Linked DNA regions of Homo sapiens: region 1 is linked to region 2. Evidence: chromatin contacts called from ENCODE Hi-C data. All regions are on one chromosome and are shown on one strand. Each heading gives the region's core, a stretch centred on a gene start or an enhancer-like site at or near the end of the contact. The rest is flanking DNA. Distances are from core to core; before and after follow the strand shown.

Region 1 (4,402 bases), core at 1,824-4,323, 64 kb after region 2:
AGGCTGACAGTTTCTCTCCAGTCATGGTTTTTTGGCAATATGAGCAATGGATGTCTGGGATGAAAACTCTGCCATATAGAATGTAGCCTACAGAGCACGTATTCAGATTTATGCCCTCTAAATGGATTACTACATTCTGAATGGCATTAACTTTCCAATGAGTAAGAGCCACTCATTCACCTCTCTCCTCTATTCCCAGTCCTTGAAATAGTTGATTTCAAATGTTTTCACCTAAGGTAAATGATAATATATGCAAAGATTTTGTACAAACTCCAGGGGAATTCCTGAGATATCTCACAAAGTTTGAATCTATGGAGACAAAGGAAAATTGTGCAACGAGTGGTGTTTTCTTTCACATAGTGCAGCAGACAGGATCACATGCCTCCAACGTGGGAAGGGGAACACGTCGACCCTAGGCAAGCAGAGGGCCTTAGCATGCTGACTCTGCAGGCTCATCCTGGGGCCTGCCTGAGCAGCCGTGTGGGCACCGGGACTGCAGTCCTTTCCCCTGCCTGCCCCAGCCCCACCATCTCTTGCCTGGAGGTCATTTGGCCACCCTCTTAGTGTCAAAGGCAGAAGCTATGAGAAAGAAGGATAGGAGAGGGATGCGGACCAGTTTTCAAATCCGGCAGGAGGAGCAAGGTCCTGGGGAGCATGTGGTGGAAGGTGAGCATCCCGACCTAGGAAGGCATTTCCGAATGCAGGGAACACAGTCACACCAAAGCGTATGTCCATAACCATCGTGGAAACTAACTAGGCCTTCTGACGAGAAATACAGAAGGGAGAGCCCATGCACACTAAACTACCACAATATTTGAGCAACAGAGCGAGAAAGAAGCCAGCACCATAATTTAAGAAGCTTAATATGGTGCTTGACTATTTGGGGTGAATAATTACTCAATATTTTAAAATTTTCTTTGTATATTTTAATTTATTACCTTTCTTCCAGAAGTCACACTCACCAAAATCTATTCTTTTGCAATTATACCAATGAAATTAGAGATATGGCCTCTGACCCTTTCCCACTTTTGAGTCTAGGACTTTAAGGAAACTACATCATCATTACGAAGACTGGGGAGCAACAGCGTCATGGGCACCGCTCTGCTCTGCATGAAGGAGTCCGACAGCTGCCAGCGGGGAGCTTTGGTGGTGCCAAATCCCCTGGAGAGAGGAGGCTGCAGCCCCAGGCAGCAGGGAGCCCTGGAGGAAGCTGCCTCTGCAGACTCGCGGGAATGCCAGCTCCGGGTTTCATTCCTTTGTTCACTGCTGCTTCCCAAGTGCCAGACGGAGCCTGGAACTCAGTGGCTGCTCTAAAGATACTGTTGAATGAGTAAATGAACGGAATTGCACAGGAGCGAGGCCACAGTTCTACAGCTGAGCTGCCTGTCACGGCCCTCACCCAACCACCACTGCTGGAAATGTGCAGACAGGGTGTGCCTCTCCCGTTTAAGGGAAATGTATTGAGATATCATTCACATACATGGCACGTGCTCAGGGAGCCCCCCAGGATGACAGAGCTCACCCATCACCCCACAGAACGTCTCTGCCCCATCCAGGCAGGCCCCAGAGTACACTGGGTCTGGCTTCTTTAGTCAGAGGTGGTTTGAGTGAGTCTAGAGACTTCATAGAATCTGGGTCACAGAGCAGGCACCCTTTTCCATCTGGTGTCTTCCACTCAGCGTAGCGGTCCCGAGATCCAGCGTGTCTCTGCTAGGATCAGCGGTTTGCTCCTTGGTGTTGCTGAGGAAAATTCTACTGCATGGAACACCACCATCTATCCACACTGGATAGACACCAGATGAGTGCTTCCGCCTGCTGTGAATGAAGCTCCTATGAACAGTCTCATATTAGGTATGAAAGGAAAATAAATCAATCACTAAACAAAGGGGAAAGTCAAGCTGGGAGCTGCCTCCCATCCTATTCCTAAATAAGATAGCTACAAAGATAAAAACGCTGTTCCTCCCTCACAATTTGCTCACAAGGAACTTCCTTGTGGAACAAGGACAGACAGAACTCAATCATCCCTCCGCTCACATGAGACAAACACAGATCGGAATGCTTCCTCCGCCCTGTTGTTTCACCCAGCCAGACTAAGGCATACGTAACTATTCCAGTAAATTGTGCATTCGGTGAAAGGCTAATCAGAAACTTAAAAGAATGCAGCCATTTGTCTCTTATCTACCTACAACCTGGAAGCCCCCTGCGCGCTTTGACTTGTCCTGTCTTTCCAGATAGAACCAATGTACATCATACATATAATGATTGATGTCTCATGTCTCCCTAAAATGTATAAAACCAAGCTGTTCCCCGACCACCATCACCAGGACCTCCTGAGGCTGTGTCACGGCACGTCCTCAACCTTGGCAAAATAACTTTCTAAATTTATTGAGACTTGTCTCAGATACTTTTTGGTTTACAAAGGTGTTTGTGGACATGTATATTCATTTCTCATAGATAAGTACCTAGAAGTTGAATTGCTTAGACATGAGTAAATGTATGTTTAACTTTTTCAGAAACTCCCGAACATATTTCCAAACTATACCGTTTTACACTCTGTCAGCAGAATTTAAAAGTTTCCACTGAACCACATCCTTGTCAACGTTTGGTATTGTCAATATGTTTAAGTTATTGATATTGTTCTAGTGAATGTGTAGAGACATCTCGTTTTGGTTTTAATTTGCATTTTCCTAATGAGGAATAATACTGAGAAATTTTTTCTTTCATATTGTCATATATGTGTCTTCTTTCTTAAAGTGCCTAGTCAAATATTTTGCTCATTTTTTATTGCTTTTTATTATAAACTGTGTTTTTTTAAATATTATCTTAACACACGTCTTTTGGCTGATATAATATTGTAAATATTTTCTCCCATTCTGTGGTCTACTTATTGTTTCCTAATGCTGTCTTTTGAAGAGCAAAATATTTTTCTCCATTTATGGAGACAAGATGGTCAACTTAGCTATTCCAAAATGTTTTTAAAATTCTAGTTTGTTTTAAAACAACCACAGCAAACTGCATGGATTTGTTCCACATCTTTGAAAGAAAAACATTATTTTATTTATTTCACAGTGGAAGATAAGTCAGTAAGGCCCCACTTCGGCAGGTTTTGTTTTCGTTTCCTCATGCCTCTGCAATGCTCGGAGTCACCCACGCCTTACTCACTGCGGCTGGAACGAACCCAGACTCCTCACTCCTCCCACAGCCTCTGGCGCAGGGCGCTCCTTGCTTGAAAGAAACGTTTGCGATTTTTAGTGGAAACGTCCGTGTTTTCTTGGTAACTGGTAAATGGCTGTAGATTACTGACACGCGGTCCTTTGTACGTAACAGAAGGCTTTGAGTGTTTCTGTGAGGATCACCCTGTGAAGAAACGGCTGCAGTGAGAGCAGCCGAGGCGGGACGCAGCCCCGGACGTGGGGTCAGAGAGGAGCCGTGCGTGGGGTCAGAGAGGAGCCGTGCGTGGGGTCAGAGAGGAGCCGTGCGTGGGGTCAGAGAGGAGCCGTGCGTGGGGTCAGAGAGGAGCTGAGTTCAGGACGGGCATGGCAGCCGCAGGAGGAGGGCAAGGCGGAGCCCAGGAGGGGCAAAGTGGACAAAGCCAGGGCTGGAGAGGGGAGACCCAGGATCAGCACCACGTTCCACGGGGATGGCACAGAAGCCTGAGAGGCCACGGCCAAATGTGGAAATTGGCTTTGCCAAATCTTGCATTTCAGAGAGAAAAGGCAATATGGCATTAATGCTTGCCTTGTTTAATTTTCGTAATTTTCCCTTTCTTCCTGCCAATAGCTTGCTTTGTTATCCGGAGGGTAGCCACGGTTTTAGCTCACAGTGATGTCAACTTGAAGCTTCTCTCCACAAGCAGCTGTGACCTCAGCTGCCGTGCAGTCAGCTTCCCCGGCCTCCCTCCCCAGCCTCCCTGGTCTCCCAGGCACAAGGCTGGGCACTGGCTTCAGAGTGGCTGCAAGGGCACGGCCCCCAGGCCTAGGGCTGATCAGCGTGAACAGTACCCAGCACACTTGCTTCAAAAAGTAAGAAGATATAGAACACAAGCTGCTTGTTCTCATGACTATAGCACAAACTATAAAACAAAACATCTTCCTCCAGAACACGGCAAGCTGGATGGACAGTGATCTGGACAAAAATTTGCTGTAGGTTTTGTAACTGGGGTTCAGTGAGGACCAGGCTCCCCAGAGCATACATGTGGAGACAATTAAGTTGATCCCATTTTCCAAGACTCAGAGGAGATGTATTTATATTAGGAATATAAACTTGCTATTAATGCAACTTCAGAATGTCCAGGTCATCCGTTGGGAAAAAAAAAAGAGTAAGTCTAGGGCTGGTTCGTGCTGTTGCTACATGGAGGGAATCCACATCCAAGCCTGCCGCTCACATGCTGGGACACATTGCC
Region 2 (5,007 bases), core at 2,193-4,692:
TATGCGAGATATCTGTTTTCAGCCTATCATCTTTGATTTATAGTTGTCTTTCCAATTCAGTTTTACATATAATTCAATATATTTGAAATTACCTTGGCGTAGGGTAGAGATAATAGTCTAAATTTATTCAAACAAAACTTTTTTAAACACTATTTTTTGAATAATCCTTTGCTACACTAGAACACGATGCTGCTGTTATTATAAATTAAGTCCTTAAATCTGTTCACCTGTTTTAAGATCATCTGTGTCCTCCCATTGATCTGTAAGTCAGTTTCCATCCCAGTACTGCCCAGTGCACCTCACCCTCACTCATGTTCTGTCACACACTTTCTCACACACATGCACTCTCACACACACGGCAGGCACATACTCTCACATATACAACATGGACACACACATGCCATACACATGCACACATGCACTTGCACACGTGGCATGCACACACTCACACACTCACACACACAGCATACACATGCACACATGCACTCACACATGGCATGCACACACACTCTCACATACACATACAAATGGCATACACATGCACAAATGCACTCACACATGGTATGCACATGCACATGCTCTCACACAACATGCACACACAAGGCATATACATGCACATATGCACCCACACACATGGTGTGCACATGTATACACTCACATGCACAACATGCACACACACACGGCAACACGCGCACTCACACACGACATGCACACACTCACATACACACACTCACACAAAACATGCACATGTGCACATGCGCTTACACACAGCAGATGTACGCATTCTAACATTCACACATGCACACACATCGTCTGCCCATGCACACATTCTCACATGCACACTTGCACTCACACACACAGTGTGCACACACACACACTCTCATACACATCTCCTGGTTTCATCTTCCTGGCATAGCTGTCTCTGAGTGGATGACAGAAGACTCTCAAAAGCAGCACTGGCGTGTGCATGGCTGCCAGTCCATCCTCTGGAGGCTCCTCCAAGCCCCTGAGAGCAGGTTACTTCTTTCAGGTTGGTAAGTTGCTGCGTTTTTAGGAAGCGAAGTCTGAGTAGACCACCAAGCGGTTGTTCTCACATTTGGCTCATTTGGCTCCATTATTTGTGGAAATTCTCTCAGTCTTTTGGAGGTCGGAAACATTTGAAACAGCATGGCTTATTTGAACAAACACCTCAAGCCCAAATTTAGTACTTTCTCAATTGTCATAACAAGCACAAGCTTTGCCAAACAAAAACAAGCAAATGAATAATAAATCAATAATACAGATTAAGCAATTTCTTCTGATTGAACAAATTTGGGGACTCAGGTTGCTAACACAGCCATGTCCTGGCTTTGAGTCATGGTTAGACGTAACATCTTGTGTGTTTTTCTTTAAATCAGAGAGGAGAAAGAAAGGACACAAAAAATAGAGCAACTGTAATTATTTTCTACAGTCCAGAAGAAAGAAATGGCCTGTGGCTGAGTTAGAGAAAAACTTGCAGAAACTGCTGACTGACTTCCATCGCCAGAAAAGGCATGGATCCCCTGCTGTCCTAACGATGCCGAGCAGCTCGGGACAGACTCCAAGCAAAGGCTCAGGATGAGTGAGAAGCAGCATCCGTGAAGCCCAGGACAGGACGTACATTCCAAACGCGGCTGAAGATAGTGAAGACCGCGAAGGGCCCTGGGGCTAGGACTCAGGCAAACTGAGTTTTAGTCCCAGAATCTGTTCTTAATTAGTTCTGTAACTCAGGGAATTAACGTATCCTCTCAAAGCTTTGGTTTGCTCACCAAAAATGCAGAAGCCATAGAATTCTAGGACCTCTCGCAGCTCTAAACCCCCATAGCAAAGACACGTGGCTCATCCGGGTTAAGAGTCGCAGTGAGAGCTGGTGCAGAGGGTGCTGAGTGAGCTGAGCCCTGCTCCCTTCTAGAAACTCCCTGTGCGGCCTCTCCGCCCAAATCCTGTGGCGTTCTGAAGTGCAGAGAGAGATGATCCCAGCTTTTTAATCTCTGAGAGACAGAAAGTTAGACAAGGAGAGACAACAGGAACCTCAACACCCCAGAATGCGGGATCAAGCAGTTCGAGCCCCCTGTGTTAGCCTGCGAGGCTAGAAACCCGTTCAGCCCCAGCACAGAACAGAGACAGGCACAGGAAGGAGCCAGGGGCTGAGAACGGACCTGGAAAGAGGACTCCGGGTTTTCCAACCATGAGCCCAAATTCCAGTCCAAGGGAAATTACCTGTGAATTTCTAACATCTAATATTTATGATGTAGGCATATAAGGAAGTTTATTTGGTTGTAAGAAATAGAGTAAAGAAAAATAAAAAATCACAGGACCCCTGAACTCCTTATGAGAAACGGAAAGTTAAGCCTGGCGGCCGAGGCACACAACTCCGGCCTCCAAAGGAACAGCTGTCACCAGGCTCATGCAGCAGCCAGACCCCACGAATGGGGGAAAGGCCTCAGTTGTCTCCAAATCACTGCCCTCACAGGCCATCCCTGAGCAAATGCTCTGCTGGCCCCCCATGAACACGGACAGACCAATTGTGACTTCAGGACTGTAATCTCAGTCCAGTTCCTGAAACTCAAGTTTGTTCAATTCCACACCAGCCGTGTCAATTTTAAGCCCACCTACCCAGGTGCAGAACAAAGTCAAGGTGAGATCAGTCACTCCCCCACCTACCCAGACACATCTTCCTGGAGTCCTCCTTCCTCATCACCTTCTCTTATGTAAAACATGGATTTGCTGGGCATGAACTAAGGTCTCACAGGAATGCAACCCTTCCCCTCACCACCTACCTGCCTCTCTGCCTACAGGGCTCCTCTCATTAGGAAATAGATCGGCACTAACCCCCCGAAAACCCCTCAAAAAACGCACAGATGTGTGTGTGGCTCCTGTCCTGGAAGTGCCCTAAAGCTGGCATAACAAACCTCGGTGATGAGACCTGCCTCAGTCACGCATTTCAGTTTTTAATGTCAGCAACCCACTTACACTGGAATTAAAAAATGGGACATTTATTCTAAGGATGTGAGGGCAACTGATGCCACCCAAATGAGGAGCACACCTGGGCCCTTTCATCTCTATGTTGTCTTTGCCTCTCCACGCTGCGTGCTTTGCTGCTGCTGTTCCCTCCTCTTGTCCCTGTGGCACCCTGTAGCCGGTTCCCCACTCCCACGACAGCTTCTCAGTCCTTGGTCTCAGCTCCAAGTTCTCAGGGGGAATAACCTGACCACTTACCTGAGGTCAGGCAGATGTCACACCTCTCCTCGTACCATCAGCTGTGGCCCATGGAAGGTGCAGACTGGGTTGTGTCTGCCAGGTACCATTCCTGTGATCCTGATGGGAATTCCCTGAGAAGGCCTGGGAAGATCCTCCTGTAGCAGCCACCACATTGAGTGAGACACAGACAGCATTTTGCTCTTCAGGGGAAATTTAGAGTCACTGCTTTTAAAGAATGTTTTCCCTTTTTAAAATATTGTTTTTCTTTCTTCCAGCAAATCAGTATGGTAAATAGAAGAAATAATTCATCTAAAAATAGTCTCTGTGAATCTGTATCCACAATGTTTAAAGTAGCCATTCCAAAAATGTGTTATCTGCTCATAAAATGCATTTTCCATTTTAGCTCTGAGGCTCAGCCAGTGCTGAATGATCAGACATCAAACTTCTGTGAGGGGGATGGTGCCTGTGGTGAGGGCGGCTGAGGCATGTTCGATTCAGTTATCCAGGTGGGCTGTGGGCCAGTTTTGCAGCCCCAAACCACAGCAGCTTTGTTCACGGCCGTCTGGATTCTGGGATGCTTAAGTGGGCTTCCTGAGGGTCAGAGCACTGAAAACGAACAAAAATGGAAAAAGAGCAGACGCTGTCTCCCCTGTGTCACGGCATGGCCCGAGAGTCTCAGCGTGTTCCTCAGAAACCCACGTGTGCTGGGGGCCACCAGCCTCGGATCAGCAGTGGGCAGCCTATGGAGACCACAGTGTGTGGCAAGAGGAGGTCATCAAAGAGCGCCGAGGCCAGGCAGGAAGCAAAACATCGGGACGCTGGGCAAGGCCACACCTGAAAACCGCCGTGGAGCCTGCTTCTAAAAAGAAGTAGCTCCCACCTGGGGAAGACAGACGGCCCCCACCTGCAGAGTCTCGGAAGCCTCAGCCAGAGCCACGTGGGAGCAGCTTTTCCTCCCTTTCAACCATAACCAGCTTTGGGGACTGACCTTCAGCTGTGGTGTGTTTCAAAAACTAACATGGAGCTTCCTTTCTCTCCACCTTTGCTCTCCCTTCCACCAGGACAGGCTTTCTCACATTGTCCTCAGCGTCAGTGGCCCAACTGCTCAGACAGCCAGACACCCCACACTCTGGGTCCTCTTGTACTTATTTGCGGGAAGGTCTTGTAAAGGAAACTAAAAATCTCAGTACCCCCAAAACTTCTTATGCAAAAGGGAAAGTCATTGCACTCCCTCTTCCAAATGAATTGACTGTCACTAACATCATGTATCAGCCAGACCCAAAGAGAATGGGAAAGGCCTCAGGCATCTGGAAAAGCTGCCCACACAGATGATCCCTGCGTGAATTCTCTGCTGGCCTCTCATGAATGAGGACAGGCCAATTGAAACTTTAGGACTGCAGTCTAAGTCCAGCTCCTAAAACTAAAGTCTGTTCAGTTGCACACTGGTCGTGTCAATTACAAACCCACCTGCCCAGGTGCAGAATAAAGTCAAGGTGAGACCAGTCACTCCCCCACATACCCAGAGACATCTGCATGGTTGACTTTTCCTTTTGTCACCCTTTCTTATCAGATGTTCACCTTCTGTTACGTAAAACCAATGTAGGATTTTTATTCTCAGTCACGTTGCAGAGCAGGGAGCCCCAGCTGGCAGTGCTCCACCTGGGTCCCACTCGGCCATGCTGGCATGCCCCAACTGGCCTGTGTTATAGCTTGTATCATGTTTGGTGGTTCCTGAGTTCTTGTACCATGCCCAAGAAGAATGAGGATACTCTGCACATTGAAGGATGA

Evidence for each region. Hi-C counts contacts between places; a loop is a spot of excess contacts on that map.
Region 1: a loop to region 2 is called in a map of astrocyte of the cerebellum, with 8 times the contacts of the local background. The contact joins the enhancer-like site here to the promoter of LINC02519 in region 2. A Hi-C loop is called at or near these places in 2 of 168 maps with a recorded cell type or tissue (PC-9 and astrocyte of the cerebellum).

The regions. Positions count from the first base shown.
Region 1 is chr6:169,449,083-169,453,484 of GRCh38, forward strand. It overlaps a transcript of WDR27 not described here. Among named protein-coding and RNA genes, the nearest start is that of LINC02519, 63 kb to the left of the region's middle. RefSeq lists enhancers at 1-838, 839-1,712. Within about 2 kb of position 3,074, at least 23 of the 41 ENCODE cell types and tissues checked have a DNase peak (open chromatin) inside an H3K27ac peak, as active enhancers do.
Region 2 is chr6:169,384,964-169,389,970 of GRCh38, forward strand. LINC02519 (long intergenic non-protein coding RNA 2519) reads right to left here and starts at 3,443. Exons shown (of 2, transcript NR_187217.1): 1 at 3,238-3,443.